Regions from separate parts of the Homo sapiens genome. Here all the other regions are linked to region 3. A link is a loop called in an ENCODE intact Hi-C map of the cell type or tissue named here. Cell type or tissue: psoas muscle. All regions are shown on one strand.

Region 1 (2,500 bases), 79 kb before region 3:
CCGTGCCCAGGCTTCACCCTGCATTCTAAATGTATTTCCAGGGCTGCTCACTCTCCATGAGCTTCTTCCTGTCCTACATCCTTTGTACCTGCTGTTCCTTCTGCCTGGAATGTACTTCCCATGGTGCTTTGCATGGCTGACTTCTCCAAGTCAACCCGGCCTCCCTGATGGTCCTATCCAAGGTGGCCCCTGTCTCTGTCACATACTGCCTCATTTTCTCATGGTATTTGTCATTCTCTGACAGTTTCTCTCTCTCTCTCTCTCTCTCTTTTTTTTTTTTTTTTTTTTTTTTTTATGAGACAGAGTCTTGCTCTGTCGCCCAGGCTGGAGTGCAGTGGTGCAATCTTGGCTCACTGCAACCTCCATCTCCCGGGCTCCAGCAATTCTCCTGCCTCATCCTCCTGAGTAGCTGGGATTACAGGCATGTGCCACCATGCCTGGCTAATTTTTATATTTTTATTAGAGACGGGATTTCACCATGTTGGCCAGGCTGGCCTTGAACTCCTGACCTCAGGTAATCCGCCTGCCTGGGCCTCTCAAAGTACTGAGATTACAGGTGTGAGCCACCACGCCCAGCTGACAGTTTCTCTTTTTAAAATGCATTTCTGGCTTGGTCTGGTGGCTCTCACCTGAAATCTCAGCACTCTGGGAGGCCGAGGCAGGAGGATGGCTTGAACCTAGAAGTTTGAGACCAGCTGGAGCAGCATAGTGAAACTCCATCTCTACAATTAAAAAAAATATATAGTCTGGGTGCAGTGGCTCATGCCTGTAATCCCTGCACTTTGGGAGGCCGAGATGGGTGGATCACCTGATGTCAGGAGTTCGAGACCAGCCTGGCCAACATAGTGAAACCCTGTCTTTACTAAAAATACAAAATAAGCTGGGCTTGGTGGCACATGCCTGTAATCCCAGCTACTTGGGAGGCTGAGGCAGGAGAATTGCTTGCACCCGGGAGGCGGAGATTGCAGTGAGCTGAGGCCCCGCCATTGCACTCCAGCCTGGGCAACAAGATTGAAACTCTGTCTAAAAAAAAAAAAAAAAAAGTCTGTAATCCGAATACTTTGGGAGGCCAAGGTGGGTGAATCACCTGAGGTCAGGAGTTCGAGACCAGCCTGGCCAACATGGTGAAACCCCGTCTCTACTAAAAATACCAAAAATTAGCCAGATGTGGTGGTGGGCGCCTGTAATCGCAGCTACTCTGGAGGCTGAGGCAGGAGAATCGCTTGAACCCAGGAGGCAGAGGTTGCAGAGAGTTGAGATTGCGCCACTGCACTCCAGCCTGACAACAGAGCAAGACTTCATCTGAAAAAAAAAAAAAGATAAATAAATAAAAATAAAAGTTAGCCAGGCATGGTGGCTATGCAGGAGGCTGAGGCAGGAGGATCACTTGAGCCCAGGAGCTCAAGGCTGAAGTGAGCCTTGAAAAAAAAAAAAAAAGTATTTATTTATCTATTGTGTGTCTTCTCCACTAGGGGGTGAGCTCTCCTAGGATAAGAATTTGGTGTGTCTTCCTGCCTGTGTCCTCAGTGCCTAGACTAGTAGTAGATGCTCAATAAACACAGGTGGAGAGAAGGACTGGCTTGGAGGTCTGCAGGAGGATGAGAACATTTCAGGCTTGCAGCCCAGGGTCTGGCCAGGAGTAGGTGCACAGTAACTTACTAGTTATTTTCCTACTGGGGCCTGGCGGGAGGCAGAGCCACTTGTGTGCTGTGGGGCCACTGCCAGTACCCAGCCTTCTATTGCCTGTGTGTAACCGCGGCTCTGCTGTTTATGCTGTGTGTCCTCAGGAGAACAGGGTCTCTTGCTTCTGTTTGGTGGAAGAATCGTGTAACAAAGTGTTGTTATTGTTGTTGTTTTCTCACGCTGTCTCCCAGGCTGGAGTACAGTGGTGTGATCTTGGCTCACTGCAACCTCTGCCTCTGGGGTTCAAACAATTCTCCTGCCTCAGCCTCCTGAGTAGCTGGGATTACAGGCGCCTGCCCACCACACCTGGCTAATGTTTGCATTTTTAGTAGAGATGGGGTTTCACCATGTTGGCCAGGCTGGTCTCGAACTCCTGACCTCATGATCTGCCCACCTCAGTCTCCCAAAGTGCTGGGATTACTGGTGTGAGCCACCGTGCCTGGCCAATTTTTTTGTATTTTTGTAGAGATAGGGTTTAGCCCAGGCTGGTCTCCAAGTCCTGAGCTCAGGCAGTCTGCCCGCCTTGGCCTCCCAAAGTGCTAGGATTACAGGCAGGAGCCCGACAAAGTGTTCATGAAGCTCCTGCCATGTGTGGGGCTTCAACAGTGGCTGGAGTTCCCAGCATGGGAGACTTGGGGTGGCTGGTGTAGAAGGAAGCCAGGATTCACTGCACACCCACGAATCTGGCCAAGGCCGGCCGCTCTGCTCTCAAATCCTCCCAGCAACGTGCTAGGCAGGATGATGATCCCCATTTGATCCAGATGGAACAGAGGTGAAGCGACTTGCCTAGGGTCACACAGCTGGTAATGATGGGAAC
Region 2 (2,500 bases), 250 kb before region 3:
AAGGGGCGGGGAAGACTTAACAACTGCTAGCTGCTTTGATTGGCTGCTTTGCTTAAGCACACAGTGCAGCAAAAATAATCACCTGTCAGTTATTGGAAGTTGGAGTGAAAAGTATAATAACCGTAATTGACAGCCTGTCGTGAAGGAGGCGGGGCTTAGTTCCTAGCCTGCTGACTGGGCAGGGAGGTAGGTTCTACTCAGGAGATGTTACTGCTGGGCGTGGCTTGCGGGGGCTCGGAAGTGATCGGAGCCACTGGGTCTAGTTTGGGGAAACCCGGGGGTGGGTACAATCCCATGCTGGGGGTCAGGGCCTGCAGATGCGCCAGGGCCCGAGTTCCGTTGAAGGTCACCTCACAGCCTGACTTGGCTAGGAGCCAGTTCTCCACCTCCGACCGGAGCCACCTGGAGGTCTCTGCAAGGGGAGAGGCAGGTGTTCTGAGGTCACACTGAGATCGGGGAAGATTCGAGGGAGCAGCAAGGAGGGGCGTAGGGCAAAGAACAGGAAGGGCCTGGGTTTGGGAGAAGCCTAGGAGTGATCTTGAGGCTTGGAGGGGAGCGGAACAAGGCCCAGGAGGGTCGAGAGGGCCAGAAGGCCCAGCTCTGGGGCTTTCGTCTGGGGACCAGTCAGGGGCTCTTGGGCAGGGAAGGTGGGGGCTCCTGTAGGCAAGGGGACCACCTGGAGCCCACACAGGGAGCGCGCAGGATCTCTTGTAGGGAGAGTGTCAGCTCAGGTAGAGGAAAGAATGACAGGAGGGGGCCGTGCCATGGAGCCAAGACTCCCAACCAGGCTGAGGTTAAGAAAGGGCTGTCACATCAGGCACCAAGATCGGAGTCTGGATTCGGAGGTCCTGTCTGCTGAGGGCCGGGGTCTCTTCGCAAACCCGTCAGGTTCACCCGTGGGAACTGGGGGTGGGGACGCATCTCGCTGGGGCGGGGCCTCGCGGGGGTGTGGCCCCTGGGGGCAGGGTCCCAGGGCCACGTCCTACCTTCGGGCGAGCCTTGAGTGCCCCCTGGCCGCCGGGCCAGGAAGCTGTGAGCCAGCAGCGCCTCCTTGGTGTGCTCGTCCTGCGCGCGCAGGGCCAGGGCGCTGAGCAGCTCCGAGTTGTTGGACGTACTGCGATAGTACAGCATGTGCGCCAGCTCCAACGCCTGCGCGCTGCGCCGCTGCCCGAACATCTGCAGGCGGGACAGCGCCCCGTGGGCTCAGTTCGGGGTGCGCCCCCACCCATACACAGCCCCCGGGGTCACCCCCGCTGGCACGGCCCACGCCGCTTACTCCCCTGAGGAGGCGGGGAGGTCCTACCCAGACCTCTTCAGTACGGGTCCCCAGAGCTCAGTCGAGGGATCTATTTGGGGATTTTTGGGGTCTGTCTTTTCTTTTTCTTTCTTTTTCTCTCTTTCTTTCTTTCTTTCTTTCTTTCTTTCTTTCTTTCTTTCTTTCTTTCTTTCTTTCTTTCTTTTTCTTTCTTTCTTTCGTTCTTTCTTTCTTTTCTTTCTTTCTCTTTCTTTCTTTTCTTTTCTTTCTTTCTTTTTCTTCCTTCCTTCCTTTCTTTCTTTTCTTTCCTTTTTTTTTTTTTTTCGACAGGGTCTCGCCCTGTAGCCCAGTCTGGAGTTCAGTGGCTATTCACAGGCAAACTCATAACGCACTGAAGCTTTGAACTCCCGGGCTCAAGCGATCCTCCCGCCTTGGCCTCCTAAGTAGCTGGGACTACAGGTGTGCGCCACCAAGCCCGATATTTTTTGTAGAGACGGGATTCTCCCTGTGTTGACCAGGCTGGTCTCAAACTCCCAGCCTGGAGTGATCCTCGCTCCTCAGCCTCCCATAGTGCTGGGGTTACAGGCGTGACCCAAGGCACCGGCTGGGGATCTGTATTTTTAACACACGTGCCCTCATTCCAGTGGCTCCAAGACCACCAGCCCCATCTGGCCTACAGTTTTCAGCAACCACTGCACTGGTTTGCTCATCTGAGCCATGTATTAATGGATTTACCCAAAGGTTTGCAGATGATAGGAGTTTTAGCTTTGAAAGATTTTGTTACAATACATCCTTATGTTTTAGAGACATAATAAAGTATTTCCAAATAAGTCTAGGTAGGATTTACTTCAAAATCATCCAATAGTAGGACAGTGGAGGTCTTCAGGGGAAATCTGATTAACTATTGCTAATTGTTGATGCTAGGTGCTGGCTAGTGGAGTTTATCATACTATCCTATTTCTGTGTTTGTTTGAACTTTTCTATAATGAAGGAAAAAATGGTTTAAAATATTAAACTGTAGGCCAAGTGCAGTGGCTCAGGCCTGTAATCCCAACGCTGAGAGGCCAAGGTGGGTGGATCACCTGAGCCCAGGAGTTCAAGACCAGCTTGGGCAACATGGCAAAAGCTTCATCTCTACAAAAAATTAAAATTAAAAAACAATAGCAGGCTGGGCTCAGTGGCTCACGCCTGTAATCCCAGCACTTTGGGAGGCCAAGGCAGGTGAATCACCTGAGGTTGGAAGTT
Region 3 (2,500 bases):
CCAAAAGCTGAAACTATCCAAATATCTGCCGTTCATGAATGAATGGATAAACAAATTATGCTATATTCATACAATGGAATATTATTCAGCTGTAAAAAGGAAGGAAATTCGTCCGGGTGCAGTGGCTCATGCCTGTAATCCCAGCACTCTGGGAGGCCGAGGCGGGCGGATCACCTGAGGTCAGGAGTTCAAGACCAGCCTGGCCAAAATGGCCAAACCCCGTCTCTACTAAAAATACAAAAATTAGCCGGGCCTGGTGGTGCGCGCCTGTAGTCCCAGCTGCTTGGGAAGCTGAGGCATGAGAATGGCTGGAACCCAGGAGGCGGAGGTTGCAGTGAGTGGAGATTGCGCCACTGCACTCCAGCCTGGGCGACAGAGCCAGACTGTCTCAAACAAACAAACAAAAGGCCAGGCACAGTGGCTTACGCCTGTAATCCCAGCACTTTGGGAGGCTGAGGCAGGCAGATCACGAGGTGAAGAGATTGAGATCATCCTGACCAACATGGTGAAACCCTGTCTCTACTAAAAATACAAAAATTAGCTGGGCATGCTGGCGTGCGCCTGTAGTCACAGCTATTCGGGAAGCTGAGGCAGGAGAATCACTTGAACCCGGGAGGTGGAGGTTGCAGTGAGCTGAGATCGCGCCACTGCACTCCAGCCTGGAAACACAGCAAGACTCCGTCTCAAACAAACAAAAAACACCACACACAGGAATAGCTAAAATAGGGTGCAGCCACTTCCTCTAGGGCTGAAGCCAAACTCCCAAGAAAGAAAGAAATTGGGAAGAAGGACTTCCCTGCCCAACCGGCTCCCCACACAAGATTAGAGTTTCGCTGCAGAGGTATGGTCATGACCCACTGGGTGACTGAGAAGTTCACTGAAGTGCAACAGGCCACTGAAATTTGCTAGGGGGAGGGGTAAACGTCACTGCGTGTCTAGTGCAGGGCTGGCCCCTGTCCATCACAAGATCCCGCTAAGAGGAGCTCGTGAGAATCAGGAAGAGCCCCATCCTCATTCAGTGTTCCTCCAGCGCCCTCTGCTGACAAGGTTTAACACTGAGCTAGCTGGCAGAGGAGAAATGTTTACAGGGTCCAGCTCCAATATCACAAAAACGGCAGAGAGGCATGAAGTTGGAGCCACCAGCCTGTAAACTGATAACTGGTACAAGGTGGTTGTTAGAATGAAATCCAGTGAATGGATTGGATGTGGTGGCTTACGCCTGTAATCCCAGCACTTTGGGAGGCCAAGGCAGGAGGATCGCTAGAGGCCAGGAGCTCCAGACCAGCCTGGGCAACACAGTGAGACCCCATCTCTACAAAAATTTTAAAAATTAGGTGGGCGCAGGCTGGGCATGGTGGCTCATGCCTATAATCCCAGCACTTTGGGAGGCCAAGGCAGGTGGATCACCTGAGGTCAGGAGTTTGAGACCAACCTGGCCAACATGGCAAAACCCCATCTCTACTAAAAATACAAAAACTAGCCAGGCGTGGTGGCACACTTCTAGTCCCAGCTACTTGGGAGGCTGAGGCAGGAGAATTGCTTGAATCCAGGAGGCAGAGGTTTCAGTGAGCCGAGATAGAGCCACTGCACTCCAGCCTGGGCAACAGAGTGAGACTCCTTCTCAAAAAAAAAAAAAAAAAAAAAAAAGCTGGGTACATGTGGTCTAGCTACTCCAGAGGCTGAGGTGGGAGGATCACTTGAGCCTGGGAGTTGGAGGCTGAAGCTGAAGTAAGCTGTGACTGCAACAGTGCACACCAGCCCAGGTCACAGAGCGGAATCCTGTCTCAAAAAGAATTAAATGCAATGAATACTAACAGAAAGTAATTTTGAACGTAATTGTTTCTCTTCTGAACAGCCTGTGGTCTCCTGAAATTCAAAACTGTGAATTGGGTCCTTGATGAGGTCCCTTTCCACTAGGTAACATTCTGTGGCTCCCCACAGAAATAAAGAGGTGAACCTCAGCCGGGCGCAGTGGCTTACTCCTGTAATCCCAGCACTTTGGGAGGCTGAGGCAGGTGGATCACTGGAGGTCAAGAGTTCGAGACCAGCCTGGCTAACATGGTGAAATCCCATCTCTACTAAAAATACCAAAAATTAGCCAGGCGTGGTGGTGCATGCCTGTAACCCCAGCTACTAGGGAGGCTGAGGCAGGAGAATCACTTGAAACCGGGAGGCGGAGGTTGCAGTGAGCCAAGATCGCGCCATTGCACTCCAGCTTGGGCAACAAGAGCAAAACTCCGTCTCAAAAAGAAAAAAAGTGGGGGTAGGGGGGAGGGATAGCATTAGGAGATATACCTAATGTTAAATGATGAGTTAATGGGTGCAGCACACCAACATGGCACATGTATACATATGTAACTAACCTGCACGTTGTGCACATGTACCCTAAAACTTAAAGTATAATAAAAAAAGGGGTGACCCTCAAAAGTGGGCAGTGAAAAGTGAAAAGAGCAGAGATTTTTATGTCCAGACACCTGGGTTCAATTCCAGCTTTCTCCAT

The links. A loop is a pair of places that touch in the nucleus more often than their neighbours do. Peaks named below come from ENCODE experiments on the same cell type or tissue, not always from the same donor. Only the 100,000 strongest peaks of a DNase experiment are listed, where the experiment ranks them.
Region 1: it touches region 3 in a loop (4-fold over the local background); 100 of 110 quality-filtered maps call a loop at or near these places.
Region 2: it touches region 3 in a loop (3-fold over the local background); 27 of 110 quality-filtered maps call a loop at or near these places.

What each region holds. Positions count from the first base shown.
Region 1 is chr19:48,504,836-48,507,335 of GRCh38, forward strand. All of the region lies in intron 5 of LMTK3 (lemur tyrosine kinase 3), which reads right to left. Among named protein-coding and RNA genes, the nearest start is that of LMTK3, 5.7 kb to the right of the region's middle. In psoas muscle, a CTCF peak has its summit at 1,473 (motif pointing right); no DNase peak of the experiment used is centred here.
Region 2 is chr19:48,333,022-48,335,521 of GRCh38, forward strand. TMEM143 (transmembrane protein 143) reads right to left here. Exons shown (of 8, transcript NM_018273.4): 7 at 987-1,176; 8 at 1-412. The coding sequence ends at 198. Among named protein-coding and RNA genes, the nearest start is that of EMP3, 8.7 kb to the left of the region's middle. RefSeq lists enhancers at 237-972, 363-452, 463-512 and a silencer at 853-1,372. In psoas muscle, a CTCF peak has its summit at 1,034; DNase peaks (open chromatin) are centred at 220 and 1,030; H3K4me3 peaks cover 1,438 bases; H3K27ac peaks cover 1,349 bases.
Region 3 is chr19:48,583,426-48,585,925 of GRCh38, forward strand. The region is part of intron 2 of SULT2B1 (sulfotransferase family 2B member 1); the gene reads left to right. Among named protein-coding and RNA genes, the nearest start is that of SPACA4, 22 kb to the right of the region's middle. In psoas muscle, a CTCF peak has its summit at 1,049 (motif pointing left); a DNase peak (open chromatin) is centred at 996; H3K4me3 peaks cover 373 bases; H3K27ac peaks cover 376 bases.